Regions from separate parts of the Homo sapiens genome. Here regions 2, 3, 4 and 5 are each linked to region 1. A link is a contact called in ENCODE Hi-C or POLR2A ChIA-PET data. All regions are on one chromosome and are shown on one strand. The core of a region is the stretch at or near the end of the contact, and the rest is flanking DNA. Distances in the headings are between cores, read along the strand shown. Region 1 holds the start of ZNF678 (zinc finger protein 678). Region 2 holds the start of TRIM11 (tripartite motif containing 11). Region 3 holds the start of H2AC25 (H2A clustered histone 25). Region 4 holds the start of PSEN2 (presenilin 2). Region 5 holds the start of COQ8A (coenzyme Q8A).

Region 1 (2,700 bases), core at 49-2,548:
AGGCTGAGGCAGGAGAATCGCTTGAACCCGGGAGGCAGAGGTTGCAGTGAGCCAAGATCGCGCCACTGCACTACAGCCTGGGCTACAGAGCGAGACTCCTTCTTAAAGAAAAAACAAAAACAAACAAAACAACAACAGCAACAACAAAGAGTGCCCTCCAATGTTCTGTGAAAAAATGATTAATTAAAATATTGTGCCTGGAGTACGCAATAAAAGACAAATAGCTGACAGTGTTGTGAACTGAAGAGGTGATGGTGGTTTTTATGAATTTTGGAAAGAAACTGAAAATTTAGTATTTTATTGCAGGCCAGAGTCAGGCTGGGAGAACAGAGGAGTGGATTTAAGACCCTGCTTTCCATGTTATTTGGAAAATGCAGGGGAAAAGCAGTCTCTTGTGCAGTGTTAAAATAATTAGCAGGCAATTAGACTGAGGTGGCTCTAGTGTCTTGCGTTTCTACATGAAAAAGAATATTAATAGCTCAAATGCATTTCTTGTTAATGACTGCCTTAAGTAGAAACAAAATCCAAGTTCAACCAATCACAAAACTCCAATTAATCAGTAATTAAATAACCAGGAAATTTCCACCTGGACAGTCCAAATAAGGTGACTGTAACTGTCGTCAATTATTAAATTTGGCTTGCTTCCTCATGCACCTTACAAAAAAGTTTTTCCTTCAAGCACCTCCTCCATAAACCCACAAGCCACACACCATAGCTGGGCGCTCTCCCATTCATGAAACTCCCTTTCCTCAAACTCTTCAAAGCTTTAAAAGTGACTCCATTTTTCACAGGAAAAAGGATGGACTGCACAGCTAAGATAAGCCCCATGGAACAGCTCTTCCCACGCATGTTTCGCACACCGATTTGGCTTCTCCCCGATGACCCTCCCCTCTGGACAAAGCACACAGTCTGGGGGACCCGCGGGGCTGCGGCTTCATAGCCGCCCAGAGAGGCCGGGGCGGAAGCCGCGGCGCAGTGATGGGAGGAGAATCCCGCGGCGGCCTGGCCCCGCCCCTACCCAGAGGTGACAGATCCCACAGGTGCCAGCCGGGACTCCGGGCCGCGGACTCTAGTGCTGACGCCGGGAGGCCGGACCGCCATCTTGGAACACCCTCCCGGGAACTCTCACCGTTTTCCGGCTTTCGGGGTGTCCTGGCATCTTAGCTATGTAACTCCCAGTACCTGCAGGTCACAGGGAAACCAGACACTGCAGCAGCAGAGTCACCAGGGCCTCCCGCAGCTGGGGATAAATAGCCGAGAATACGGGACCAAAGCTCCAGCTGGAGCACAAGACAAAGGCCCCGCCAGATCCCGGAAACCCCCTCCGCCTCTCAAGCTGCGCTCCTGATTGGACAGTTCCCACGTCAATGTCCCTGATTGGACAGGGCTCCAGGACCCGCCTCCTTTGGTTATGAGTGACAGGAGATGAGGTCAGCAAAGGGGTTGAATGAGACTATTAACAAAATGGGCAATTTTTTTTGTATCCTTCCAAAATTGTTCCATGTCTTTCCATGCATACCATCTTTAATAAAGGGCGCACTCTTAAGCCAATCTGCAATCTCTGTTCCTGAGTGTCTAAACAACGTCATCATCATCTTCTGTTGGAGAAAAACCTGAAGATGAGTTTTCCTCCCAAAGCACAGAACAGTCAGAAGCCGAGGCGTGCTTGGGAATGCTGGCGGGTGGAAAGGGGAGGCGCATTCCGGTGCGCCTGTGGAACTGTCCTTGCAAGCAGGACCCAGGTCCAGAACAGCTATGCAATGCATGTGTTTCTGACCAAAGGGGGCCTGCTGTCCACCCGCCTCTTCTGCTGGGCAGGGCAGCGCATGGTTGGGGTATTTACACCCAGGCAGGTGTCCCAGGCCAGTCCCCTGTCAACCCATCATAATAAAAAAGTCAGAATCTATTTTCAAAAGTATATTCAAAAGCATATGTTTAGGATACCTACCTGAGAGCATAGACTAAAGTTGCCCTGATTATACATTCCAACTAGTAACCATTACAAGTGGGTTTTAAGAAAAGAGGCAGTTCCTAAAATTTTCATCAAAAATTTACATTAAAATCCAGAAGTCACTGACTGGCTATACATTGTTCTTTGTATCACAAATTCCAGATGAGACAGCTAGTTAGGAACAACATACCTTTAAACAATTGCCCCTGGGAAAGGGTGTGGAGATGTGTCTCAAATCCCATACTCAAGTCTCTCTGGGCCAGAAAAATCTTCCGTACCTCACAGAGCTTCAGCTACTTAGAGCTATTCTTTTCTTATCTCCATAGTCAGTACACTTGGACCCTTAACAAGAAATAAGTTCAAACAGAAAATTTGCCAAGCCACAGGAATAATGGCCTGTCAGTGCCCTTCAGGAAGCTGATTGTCACTTTCCTTCAACACCCTTTCCACAGCTTCCCCCCAACACACACACCCTGGATCCCGGGAGAGAGGGGCTGAGACGCACCCAGACACACCTCGCTGCCCCTCCTGCAAACATACACCCACACACAGACACACAGACAAAGACACAGACACAGGCAGCTTGAAGGAGAGCAAGAGAGAGGGATGGAGACATAGAAACGGAGGGAGAGAAAGACAGTGATAGAGAGGCAGAGTGAGTCAGGATTGAGAGAGAGAGAGAGAGAGAGAAGGCTACAGAAAGAGCACGAGGTGGAGGGGGAAGAAGAAGAGAGAGGATGAGGGACTTA
Region 2 (2,700 bases), core at 150-2,649, 840 kb before region 1:
ATCTCCACAGTGACCATGTGGGTGAAAGGATAGACACAGACCGGGGGACTCGGGCACTGCTCCTGGCTCTGCAGAAGGTGTGGGCCTTCTGCTTACTGCAGGCCACCTGCCAGGGTTCTCTGGCATCACGCTGGCAGCCATTAGACACACAGGGGGGTTTCTCAAATTCTAAATATAATTGTGATTAGAACTGTCAAACATTAAGAGGGTATACTGACAGATGCTTCCTAGAGGAAACTTTTGAAAGCCCCTGCGTTCTGAGTGGACCGATTTCTAAATCCATACCTACACACCAGGAACAGCGTGGTCACGTTTTTTTTAGCCATGCCCCCACCCCCACTTTGGAATGACAGGAATCTGTGGCTCCCAGCCCCCCCAGGGGTTTAGGTTACTCTGTCAAAGAAGTAGAAATATCCTATGGTGGGGAGGAGCGGGGGTGGTTGCTGTGTCAGGGATGGTCCCAGGCTGCCCATAGAAATGTCCTATGCATCCTATTGGGTCCTTCGATGGGGGAAAATGGGAAAGGCTGAACCCGTAAAAAGCCTCAGAGCTGCCCACCCCCATCCCGTTCGATCCCCAAAGTTGCACGAGCAGGGGCAAAATCCCAAAGAGATTAGGATTTATGTAGGGGCCTCTTTTCCACAGCGCCCTTACCTTTTCCAAGGAACCCCCCACCCACCCCTGCAGGGTCAAGCACTTTAACAGCCTGTGTCAGTCACTAGCAAGGCAGAATTCCAGAGTAAGCGTACTCCTACCTCGACAAAGCCGGAGTGTCTGCGCGAGGGGCTGCCTGGAACAGCATGCCCCTTTGGAGTGGTTCCCGCAGAAAGAATGTGGGCCTCCTGGAGAGCTGGTCCTGGAGGGATGCCCCCGTCCCATCCCCCAACTCCAATCATTCTGACCTTGGCCTGCCAAGGCTGTGAGGGCCGGGCCTTCCGAGGATACCCGCCCTGGGAAGCACGGGCTGAGGGGGTGAGGACGCACTAGGGGTATGGCGAAGGGCTCCAATGCCCCAGGCTGCGGACTCCCTTAGTCCTTGCAGTTGCTTCCGTGTGCCCCGCCCTGAGTCCCCATCCCTCCTTGCCCTGCCCCCTGCTCCATCCCTCCCCTGCGCCCCGCCCCCTGTCCCCATCCCTCCCCTGCGCCCCGCCCCCTGTCCCCATCCCTCCCCTGCGCCTGAGTCCTCCCCAGGGCAGGGGTAAAAGACCTGGCCACAAGAACCGGAGCGGTGGTGACGCCAGGTCAGCAAGTGAAAGCTCTCCAATTCCGTCCCGCCCGCGGGCCGCGTGACTGGCAGCGGCCAATCGGAGGCAAAAGCGGGTTGTTCCAAAAAAAAAAAAAAAAAAAAAAAAAAAAAAAAAAAAACACACAAAACCCACCCAGTCGCTTCCTGCTTCCGCCTCGGCTCCTCTTCCTGCCGGCATCCGGGATCCCTACGTCCCGCGTCCCCCGAGCGCTCGGAGCCTACGCGCCCAGCGCTACCGAAACCCAGAGTCCTGCGCCCTGGAGTCCCCGCGCCCCGGAGCCCGAGCACCCGGGAGTCCCGAGCCTCGCGCCCCGGAGTGCCCGAGCCTGCGCCGCCGCACCCGGATACCCCGCGTCCCCGCGAGCTGCCGAGGCCGCCCGCCGCCGCCCCGCGGACAGTACCGCCTTCCTCCCCTCTGTCCGCGCCATGGCCGCCCCCGACCTGTCCACCAACCTCCAGGAGGAGGCCACCTGCGCCATCTGCCTCGACTACTTCACGGATCCGGTGATGACCGACTGCGGCCACAACTTCTGCCGCGAGTGCATCCGGCGCTGCTGGGGCCAGCCCGAGGGCCCGTACGCGTGCCCCGAGTGCCGCGAGCTGTCCCCGCAGAGGAACCTGCGGCCCAACCGCCCGCTTGCTAAGATGGCCGAGATGGCGCGGCGCCTGCACCCGCCGTCGCCGGTCCCGCAGGGCGTGTGCCCCGCGCACCGCGAGCCACTGGCCGCCTTCTGTGGCGACGAGCTGCGCCTCCTGTGTGCGGCCTGCGAGCGCTCTGGGGAGCACTGGGCGCACCGCGTGCGGCCGCTGCAGGACGCGGCCGAAGACCTCAAGGTGCTCCTGGGCGGGGGTGGCGTGCAGGGGCGTCGGGGAGCCGGGGACTGGGGAGGCCTGGGCGGGTGGGAGGTTTGGGGGACTGCTCCGGGAGTAATCTGTCTCTGTCTAGGGCGGGGAGCTCAGGATGCAGCCTGCTGTGGGCCTGTGAGGGGGGTGTCGCGCAGGGTGGCTGTGGGGGCTCATGACACAGCCTGTTTCAACCAGGCCCCTTGAGGCTGGGACCATGGCCGCCAATGAGACCCTGCTCTCGGGGGTGAGGGGCGTACCTCTCATAGATAGAGGCTAAGAGAGGAAGGTGGAAGGTGGAAGGTGGTGGAGTGGGGGCAAGGAAAATGTGGCCATACCCTGGCCAGCAAGGAGCTGGAATCAGAGGAAAGTGGGAGAACCTCAGAGGTGGCCGATCCTAGATGGACTCCCTGCAGGGACTGTGTTAGCAGGTCAGTACTTAAGTCCTGGGAAAGCCCCAGACTGGGCAGGATGAGGGGGACACAGTCGTTTCCTCTCTAACCTCCCCTCCAGGGCTGCCCTGCATTTCTGGGTGGGGTACTGGGAGCCATCTCTGCCATCTGAGATGCCAGGGCTCAGCCTGCCTTTTCTCCCCTTGTCTTGCTGCTTAA
Region 3 (2,700 bases), core at 1-2,500, 890 kb before region 1:
TTGGGAGGCAGAGGCGGATGGATCACCAGGTCAGAAGATCGAGACTATCCTGGCCAACATGGTGAAACCCCGTCTCTACTAAAAATACAAAAAATTAGCCAGGCGTGGTGGGGCGTGCCTGTAATCCCAGCTACTCGTAAGGCTGAGGCAGGAGAATCGCTTGAACCCAGGAGGCGGAGGTTGCAGTGAGCCCAGATTGCGCCACTGCACGCCAGCCTAGAGACAGAGCGAGACTTCTTCTAGAAAAAAAAAAAAAAAAAAAGAAAGAAAGAAAAAAAAAAGAAATCTCGTCGTGAGTTAATAGCTCTGCGCGGAGGGAGGGGATGGAGAGGGGGTCCTTGATCGCCTCCCAACATTACTGAGCTACATCACCTGAGCAGTTTCTACCCCGATTTCTGTAACGAGCAGTTTTTCTCGTTCTGTGCCGGCGCGCGCGCGCACACACACACACACACACACACACACACGGCTCAGATTCGGCCGCACCCGGCAACCGCTAGGGTGCATGGAGACACATTAGGTTACATAACCCTTCACCGTGTTCGAAACCCTTTCTTGATCGTGTGGGTGGCTCTGAAAAGAGCCTTTGGGTTCAGGACGCCGAGGAACGCCTCACTTGGAGCTGGTGTACTTGGTGACAGCCTTGGTGCCCTCGGACACGGCGTGCTTGGCCAGCTCGCCGGGCAGCAGCAGGCGAACGGCCGTCTGCACTTCGCGGGACGTGATGGTGGAGCGCTTGTTGTAGTGTGCCAGGCGGGAGGCCTCGCTGGCGATGCGCTCGAAGATGTCATTGACGAAGGAGTTCATGATGCCCATGGCCTTGGACGAGATGCCGGTGTCGGGGTGCACCTGCTTCAGCACCTTGTACACGTAGATAGAATAGCTCTCCTTGCGGCCGCGCTTGCGCTTCTTGCCGTCCTTCTTCTGTGCCTTGGTGACAGCCTTTTTAGAACCCTTCTTGGGCGCAGGAGCCGATTTGGACGGGTCTGGCATGATGGCTGAGTCTCTCCAAACAGAAACGCGCGGCGCTCGGAGTAACTCTATTTGTACGTTTTGTATTCAAATGAAGGCTCAGGATTTGCTCACTTCTGATTGGATCAAACGTTGTTCTACGTCATCGCTGGGAAAGGAATACGCAAATTAGGAGTGCCAGGTTCTTTTTCTGATTGGCTACCATAGCCATCCAATCGAACGCCGCGGTCTAGCCTACCTCTGTACCATACATAAGGGCTCGCTGGCCTTCACTGCCCTCTTGTTTTTAGTCTCGCTTTTCGGTTGCCGTTGTCTTTTTTCCTTGACTCGGAAATGTCCGGTCGTGGTAAGCAGGGTGGCAAGGCGCGCGCCAAGGCTAAGTCGCGCTCGTCGCGCGCGGGGCTGCAGTTCCCCGTGGGCCGCGTGCACCGGTTGCTCCGCAAGGGCAACTATTCGGAGCGCGTGGGCGCCGGCGCCCCGGTCTATCTGGCCGCGGTGCTCGAGTACTTGACTGCCGAGATCCTGGAGCTTGCCGGCAACGCGGCGCGCGACAACAAGAAGACGCGCATCATCCCGCGCCACCTGCAGCTGGCCATCCGCAACGACGAGGAGCTCAACAAGCTGCTGGGCCGCGTGACCATCGCGCAGGGTGGCGTCCTGCCCAACATCCAGGCCGTACTGCTGCCCAAGAAGACGGAGAGCCACCACAAGGCCAAGGGCAAGTGAGGCCGCCCGCCGCCCCCGGGGCCCCTTTGATGGACATAAAGGCTCTTTTCAGAGCCACCTACTATCTCGAGAAAAGAGCCGCACTGATCCTGCAGTTCTTTATAGGCCGGAGGCCTGATCACCCTAGGCTCATGAATGAGCGCAGTGGCCATGGGGAAGGGCGCAACGGGAACCGAGACCCTGGGGACTGATTGGGCTGCATACTTGCGAGGTGGGCAACGTGTTCTGTTAACAACAGGGAACCCTCGTCCACAGGTGGCCACCCCTTGCTCTTGAGTCCCACCCAAAACCTCTAGTAGGGTTTTAATAACGCTCACCGTAAAGGTGTCTTCATAATTACTAGTGACAAGTTCTCTTGACTCTAGCAAGGTTCCCGTGTGGTCATCAAGTACAGAATGCAATTTCTTAATGATTTATCTGATATTAAAAGTATTTATGATCTCTAAGTAGTTTGCACTTTAATTCTGAAGAGTAAGTCTATGGATTTCTATTTAAATTGCTAAGTTTTAACAATGTGAGCTCCACCAGTGTTAAGATTTAATTTATTTGGCTGGGAATTCTAAAGGTCATGAGGAAAGTTTCAGTACTTAAAAGGAACCAGATTAGTAGATGCTGAAAGGTATAAACCTTTTAAGAAGACTTAATTTGGAATAGGATAATTATTTAAAGGAATTTAGTTTGTTTAATTCGGGTTGGTCAAACATTAATCAAAGATCCCCTTAAATTGATTGCTAAAATTGGAGAACAAAATAATTTGTACACTGTTTTTGAAAAGGAAAACTAAATTTGCGAGTTAAGCAAATTTAAAATGAGTATTGTTAGAACCAGATGAATGATGATACATGTGGACTTTAGGAAAATAACGGTTTGTAACTACATTTTTCCTTATAAAATGGAGGGTTTAAGAGCGTCGGAGACCTCCAGGCAAATTAACTGAAATGGCTGTGTTAATAGCCCCTAAATCCTGGAGGAGAGAGGTTCATTGATTTAATCCACGATAAT
Region 4 (2,700 bases), core at 51-2,550, 690 kb after region 1:
CGTGGGCGTCGTGAGGACGCAGCTCTGAGGTGGGGCCAAGAACCAGGCCCCTTCTGCACCTGCGCCAGTCACCGGCTGCCCACAACCACATTCAGGAGAGAAGAACCTGAGGCTCACACACCTGAAGCAGCTTATCCCGAGACTCCAATTACCGCCAAAGGTCTTGGCTGAAGGCCTTGGAGGCTCAGGTGTCTGCAGAATTGGCTACAGAGGCATCAGAGGCTTCCTTACTGGAAGCTGGGGTCGGTCCTAATCAAGTTACTTCGTAGACAGCCTTGGCAACCCCAGGCTGTCGCTTCTGAGTTAAGTTAGTCTACAATCGTCTCTATGGAATGCTCTCAGGTTCTCCATTTGTAAATAGGGATGCAGTTACTTCACTCAACACCGTTCATACCTTTCAAAGGGAATACTTATTAAGGCAATAAACAGGGGTGAGGTCTGCTCGGAGGGATGGACAGCAGATCTAGAAGCCAGGACACTGGGGTCGAAGCCTGGCTCTGCTATATCGTACCTGGGCGACCTTGGGAAAAGTCACTTTAGCTCTGTGGCCTCAGTTTCTTCATCAGTAAAATTCAGAGGGGGGACTAGCTTCTGTCTCAGGTTCCTTCAGCTCCAAAAGCTTGCTTCTGGCTGTCTCCTCACTGCTGGAAATGCCTGATAAAACAGCCAAACACCGCTGCTAACAGAAACCGGCTCTAGGCTTGAGCCTGCGGCCCTGCCCCTCACGTGCGGGCAGAGCCCCCGCGCGCCTCCTTCCCGGGGAAAGCATGCCCAGGACCCGGTGCTAGAGGCCGAATGGACTCGGCGCAACGGAGGTCTCCGGCGAGAGAGAAGAAGAACAAAACGCCCCCGCCTGCTACACGCCTCAGAGACCCACGTGCACCGCTCCTTTAAATGCACCGGCCCTTTAACCGCTCGCGCCGCGCCCACCCCCAGCCGGGGCTCGGCGGCAGGCGGGCGCAGGGAAGTGGGGACGCAGTGAGGCCGAAGGCCTGAGGGCCGCTCCCCGCGATCCTTCCACGACCCAGTTCCGGGCCGGCCCAGCCGCCGCCTGCCGGGCACTCTCCTCTCTCCGCCCCCGCGCTGGCCGCAGAGGCCAGGAGCGCTGCGCACGCAGGGGCCGCAGACCCACAGCCGGGGAAGGGACCGTGGCCAGAGGCGTGCGGAGGGCAGGGCAGGGCCCTCAGGGCGCAGCCCCACCCCGGGCCCTCAGCGCCGCAGGCGACAGGGCCCTGGCCTGGGCACCCCCCGGCACCGCCCGCTCACCTGCTCTGCCGCCGCGCTCCAGCGGAGTTTACGCAGCTGGCTGAGCGCCCGGCCGGACCCGGCGCCGGCCCAGGCCCCGCCCCACGCCCGCCCAGGCCACGCCCGGTGGGCGACGCCGCGTTCCCTCGTCCACTGGGGCCCCACCTGGAGTCCCGGGCGCGCGGGGAGGGTGGCCTTCACGCCGCGTGGATGACAGGGTCATCCCGACGTCGGAACTAAGCGACGACCTTAGAAGGAGTGGAGGCCGGGCCTGTCATCTTCCTGCGGGCCTGGCAGCAGCGTGGGGCGGTAGGACATAGGCTTCGAGGACACTCTTTCTTGTAGTTTTGGGTCCACATCCCCTCCTCCTCCCGGTTGTTCTCACATTAAAGGAGCACTAATGGCCCAATGTGAGCTAACACCATGAGAATGTTCCTGGTCTGTTCCCTAGGGCGCTTCAGAGCCACCAGGAGCTCTGCATAAAATTGAACAGGAATAAATTGCTGCCTGACCTGAGAATTGGCCTAGGGGGTTGTGGTTCCAGGATTTGGGGTCTGTGGGGTAGGTTGAGATTGTCAATAATTTGGCGTTGTCTGAGTAGTTTTACTTTTTTTTTTTTAACTTAAGGTGAAATTCACATAACATAAAATTTACCATTTTAAAGTGGGCATTTCAGTGGCATTTAGTGAATTCACAATGCTGTGCAACCACCACCTCTGTCTAGTTCCAAAACATTTTCCTCATTCCGAAAGAAAAACCCCATACCCATTGAGAAGTTTCTTCCCAATGCCCTCTTCCCCCCCAGCCCCTGGCAATTACCAGTCTACTTCTGTCTCTATATTTACTTACTTTAGATACTTCATATAAACGGAATCACAGTGTGTGGACTTTTGTGTCTTTCACTTAGCATGTTTTCGAGGTTCATCCTCAGGTAGCATGTAACAGACTTTATTCCTTTTTATGACTGAATAGTGTTTGTGTGTGTATATGTATATGTGTGTGCGTGTGTGTGTGTGTATCATGTATGCCACAGTTTATTCATCTATGGACATTGGGGCTGTTTGCATCTTTTGGCTTTGTGAATAATGCTACCATGAACATGCATGTACATGTATTTGTTTGAGAGCCCATTTTTATTTGGGGAGGGTACATACATAGGGGTTGAATTGTTGGATCGCATGGTAATTCAATTTTTTTTTTTTTTTGAGACAGAGCCTTGCTCTGTTGCCCAGCCTAGAGTGCAGTGGCCGCAATCTTGGCTCACTGCAACCTCTGCCTCCCAGGTTCGAGCAATTATCTTGCCTCGGCCTCCTGAGTAGCTGGAGTTACAGGTGTGTGCCACCACATCTGGCTAATTTTTGTATTTTTAGTAGAGATGGGGTTTCCCCATGTTGGCCAGGCTGGTCTTGATCCTGAACTCAAGTTATCTGCCTGCCTTGGCCTCCCACAGTGCTG
Region 5 (2,700 bases), core at 194-2,693, 620 kb after region 1:
CTGGCGCCATCTTGGCTCACTGCAACCTCTGCCTCCCAGGTTCAAGCAATTCTCCCACCTCAGCCTCCTGAGTAGCTGGGATTATAGGCGCCCGCCACCACATCCGGCTAATTTTCGTATTTTTTTTTTTTCGGTAGAGACGGGGTTTCACCATTTTGGCCAGGCTGGTCTCGAACTCCTGACCTACGGTGATCCACCCGCCTCGGACTCCCAAAGTGCTGGGATTACAGGCGTGAGCCACCGCACCCAGCCGCCTGAGTCTTACAGATGCTGCTCCTGTAGCTCCCCTTTTGTCTCTCCTCGGGAGAAAGGCCTTCCTCCAAAAGAAGAGTCTCCCAAGAGCCCTCCTGCCAGGATGACCTACCCATCCACAGCGTGACAACTGGCAGGCTGGCATCAAGGAATGTTCAAATCCTTTGGCAATCAGGTAGGCCTGGCATGACCAGCTACTCAATCCTGTCACGTAGATCCAAGGCCCAAGTGAACGTGCACAAGTTTTTCAACAGGCTGTAGGCCCGACTCAGGCTGGAAGACTGCACACAAGCCTCTCACCCTTCAGGAACCTGACATCTCTCACCCAAATGGGGAGTCCCAACACCCAAACCTGCCCCTGCAGCACTCCCCATCGCCCAAAGAGGGTTTGGCAGAGGGGCTGTTACCTCTGTGCAATGGGTGAGAATGAGCCTCGGAAAGGTTCGAGTTTAGGGGAGTAAGCCCAAACCACTCACAAGACCCCCCAGAGTTTGGAGAAGAGGAAAGGCCAAAGAAAAGCGAAAGGAAGAAAGGATCAAAAAGGATCCCCTGTCCCAAGTTCACACAAAATTCCCACCTGCGAAGCCCAACAGCTGGCTCCAGCCAAGGAAGTCAAAGTTCTCACCCAAACCTGCAGCCAGCGGCAACGAGCCTAGAGCCCCAGACACACAGTGCAAGGGGGTCTGGGAGTGAAGAACAACATTATTAGAAAGCGAAGCATCAAAGCTGTATTGGCGACCAAAGGGCATGGGCAACGGGCATTCGGCAGCGGGAAGGCGGTCGGGCAAGCAGCGGGCGTGTTCCAGGGACCCAAGGCTCTGCACGTGGCCCTCGTCTCCTCCCCGAAGCAGGAACGAGGGGCTGAGGTGGACCCAGGGACGTGAGACGGCTGCAGAGGACCCACCCTGCAACTGAGGCGCCCCCACTGCGTCCGGACCTGAGGCTCGCGGCCAGCGAAACTCGCGGGGAAGCTGCGCTGTCACATGAAGAGAATGCAAGAAGGGCTGAGGTGGGTGTTGACCCCAGCTCTGGCCGCAGCCAGACGGCGCCTGGGCACGCGGCGGGCCGGCGGGTGGCAGCCTTACCTGGCTGCAGGAAGCTGGGATCCGCGGTCACCTTCTAGCCGCCTCCGCGCCCGCCTCTGCGCGCTGGCCACCGCGCTGACGCCCGCCACGCGCTCCGGATCTGTTTACCAACTCGCCCGCTCCGGGGGAGCCCCAGCTCACAAGCCCCGCCCCGCGGGCCGCTCCCATTGGCTGCACCGCCGTCCGCCTGCCGAATGCCGCTCTGCGCGTGGGAGCGTGCTCGGCCCGTGCTCCCGGCCCGTAGCCAATCGCGACCGAGAGCGGAGCAAGAGGAGCCAATGGGAGGCTACCTTAGCGGACAGGGCCCTCCTGTTCTCCTTTTCCCCACCTCCCGGCTACCTTTCTCTCTAGCAAACCGGGGCTGGAGGCCTGGCTTTGGAGTTGCTGGCCTGCGCGCATGCGCCTTGAGAACGGGAGCCTTTTTCACTGCGATGCAGTGTGCGTGGCCGCAAAGGCACCCCTGCGTGCTTGTTGCCTCCAGACTGGTGCTTGCTGGGCCTCTGCGCGGGCCTGGGAGGGGAGGCTGTGGACCAAGCAGACGCGACTGCGGGGCGTGGAGGGTGCCGCCGCTTTAAGGACCGGGCGATGCCTGTTCTTTGCTCCTCTCTATGTAGCAAGAGCCCCTTGCCCAGGGTCCACAAAAAGCACTCCGAGGAGGGGAAACGCGGCGGGCAAGGCCGCGCACTTCCACTTCCGGCCCTTCGGCCGGGGCCCTTCAGGCTAAGGATGCTTGTTTTGTGTGGCGCCATCCTCAAAACAGGAAGCCTCTGCCACCCGCGCCCCGAGGGTAGAGAGATAGTACCCTCACCGGAGTCGCTGTCCGCCCGCCGGTCTCGTCGGCGTGCAGGTGCCCGCAGTCGCTGACAGCCGGGGTTTTGGAGGGCGCGCAGCCAACACGGGATGGAGCTCGGGTGCAGCCCTCGGCGTCCCCGCCGAGCAGCCCTGGGAGGCACCGCCACCAGCAGCACGCAGATTTGCCCCGTCACTCCCTCCTTAACGAGAAAAGGAACGTATGAGCCAAAGTCGGCTCGACAATTTCCACTCAGATGACCCCAAACACTGGTCTGCAGCTCTGTTAATCGTTCTTGTGGAAAAAAGAAATAACAATTTAGTTTTTCATGAAATGAAATACTCAAGCCAAAGGATTGTTCCTTATTCTGAGCCTCCCCCCGCTTTTTTTTTTTTTTTTTTTTTGGTATTGTGAAACGAAAATTCACTCTGCCAAAAGGAAAAAAAATTAAACTGAAAGCTGAGTCATGCAACTGCCTTTCCTTTTGTTCCTAAGCAGATAGCTACAGATTAAAGGTGAAGTATCTCCACTCTATGTTCACCTTATCTTGTGTAAAGTGCCGATTTACTGAGC

What was found. Hi-C counts contacts between places; a loop is a spot of excess contacts on that map. ChIA-PET counts read pairs that join two places held with the same protein, here RNA polymerase II (POLR2A). Pooled maps may share reads with other maps.
Region 2: a loop to region 1 is called in a pooled map, with 16 times the contacts of the local background. The contact joins the promoter of TRIM11 here to the promoter of ZNF678 in region 1. A Hi-C loop is called at or near these places in 2 of 37 single-sample maps with no recorded cell type and 9 of 50 pooled maps. POLR2A ChIA-PET finds 5 or more read pairs at or near these places in 2 of 52 experiments (CD8-positive, alpha-beta memory T cell and activated CD4-positive, alpha-beta T cell).
Region 3: a loop to region 1 is called in a map with no recorded cell type, with 6 times the contacts of the local background. The contact joins the promoter of H2AC25 here to the promoter of ZNF678 in region 1. A Hi-C loop is called at or near these places in 2 of 37 single-sample maps with no recorded cell type and 8 of 50 pooled maps. POLR2A ChIA-PET finds 5 or more read pairs at or near these places in 1 of 52 experiments (MCF 10A).
Region 4: a pooled map shows a loop between it and region 1 (5-fold over the local background). The contact joins the promoter of PSEN2 here to the promoter of ZNF678 in region 1. A Hi-C loop is called at or near these places in 7 of 50 pooled maps.
Region 5: a map of CD8-positive, alpha-beta T cell shows a loop between it and region 1 (9-fold over the local background). The contact joins the promoter of COQ8A here to the promoter of ZNF678 in region 1. A Hi-C loop is called at or near these places in 4 of 168 maps with a recorded cell type or tissue (CD8-positive, alpha-beta T cell, OCI-LY7 and naive thymus-derived CD4-positive, alpha-beta T cell), 6 of 37 single-sample maps with no recorded cell type and 17 of 50 pooled maps. POLR2A ChIA-PET finds 5 or more read pairs at or near these places in 1 of 52 experiments (endothelial cell of umbilical vein).

What each region holds. Positions count from the first base shown.
Region 1 is chr1:227,562,154-227,564,853 of GRCh38, reverse strand. It overlaps ZNF678 (zinc finger protein 678), which reads right to left and starts at 1,298. Exons shown (of 4, transcript NM_001367909.1): 1 at 1,130-1,298. RefSeq lists an enhancer at 1,063-1,342.
Region 2 is chr1:228,405,534-228,408,233 of GRCh38, reverse strand. It overlaps TRIM11 (tripartite motif containing 11), which reads left to right and starts at 1,399. Exons shown (of 6, transcript NM_145214.3): 1 at 1,399-2,080. The coding sequence starts at 1,673. TRIM17 (tripartite motif containing 17) reads left to right here. Exons shown (of 7, transcript NM_016102.4): 7 at 1-299. The coding sequence ends at 33. RefSeq lists enhancers at 1-496, 688-737 and silencers at 1,088-1,157, 1,298-1,387, 1,448-1,687.
Region 3 is chr1:228,456,423-228,459,122 of GRCh38, reverse strand. H2AC25 (H2A clustered histone 25) reads left to right here and starts at 1,250. Exons shown (of 1, transcript NM_033445.3): 1 at 1,250-1,759. The coding sequence starts at 1,306. The coding sequence ends at 1,698. H2BC26 (H2B clustered histone 26) reads right to left here and starts at 1,020. Exons shown (of 1, transcript NM_175055.3): 1 at 565-1,020. The coding sequence starts at 993. The coding sequence ends at 613. RefSeq lists enhancers at 1-540, 541-1,127.
Region 4 is chr1:226,869,216-226,871,915 of GRCh38, reverse strand. It overlaps PSEN2 (presenilin 2), which reads right to left and starts at 1,300. Exons shown (of 13, transcript NM_000447.3): 1 at 1,267-1,300; 2 at 512-654. It overlaps LOC105373119 (a long non-coding RNA gene), which reads left to right and starts at 1,366. Exons shown (of 3, transcript XR_949226.4): 1 at 1,366-1,554. RefSeq lists silencers at 838-887, 898-1,497.
Region 5 is chr1:226,939,037-226,941,736 of GRCh38, reverse strand. It overlaps COQ8A (coenzyme Q8A), which reads right to left and starts at 1,443. Exons shown (of 15, transcript NM_020247.5): 1 at 1,338-1,443. RefSeq lists silencers at 1,218-1,377, 1,428-1,737 and enhancers at 2,008-2,107, 2,298-2,347, 2,082-2,700.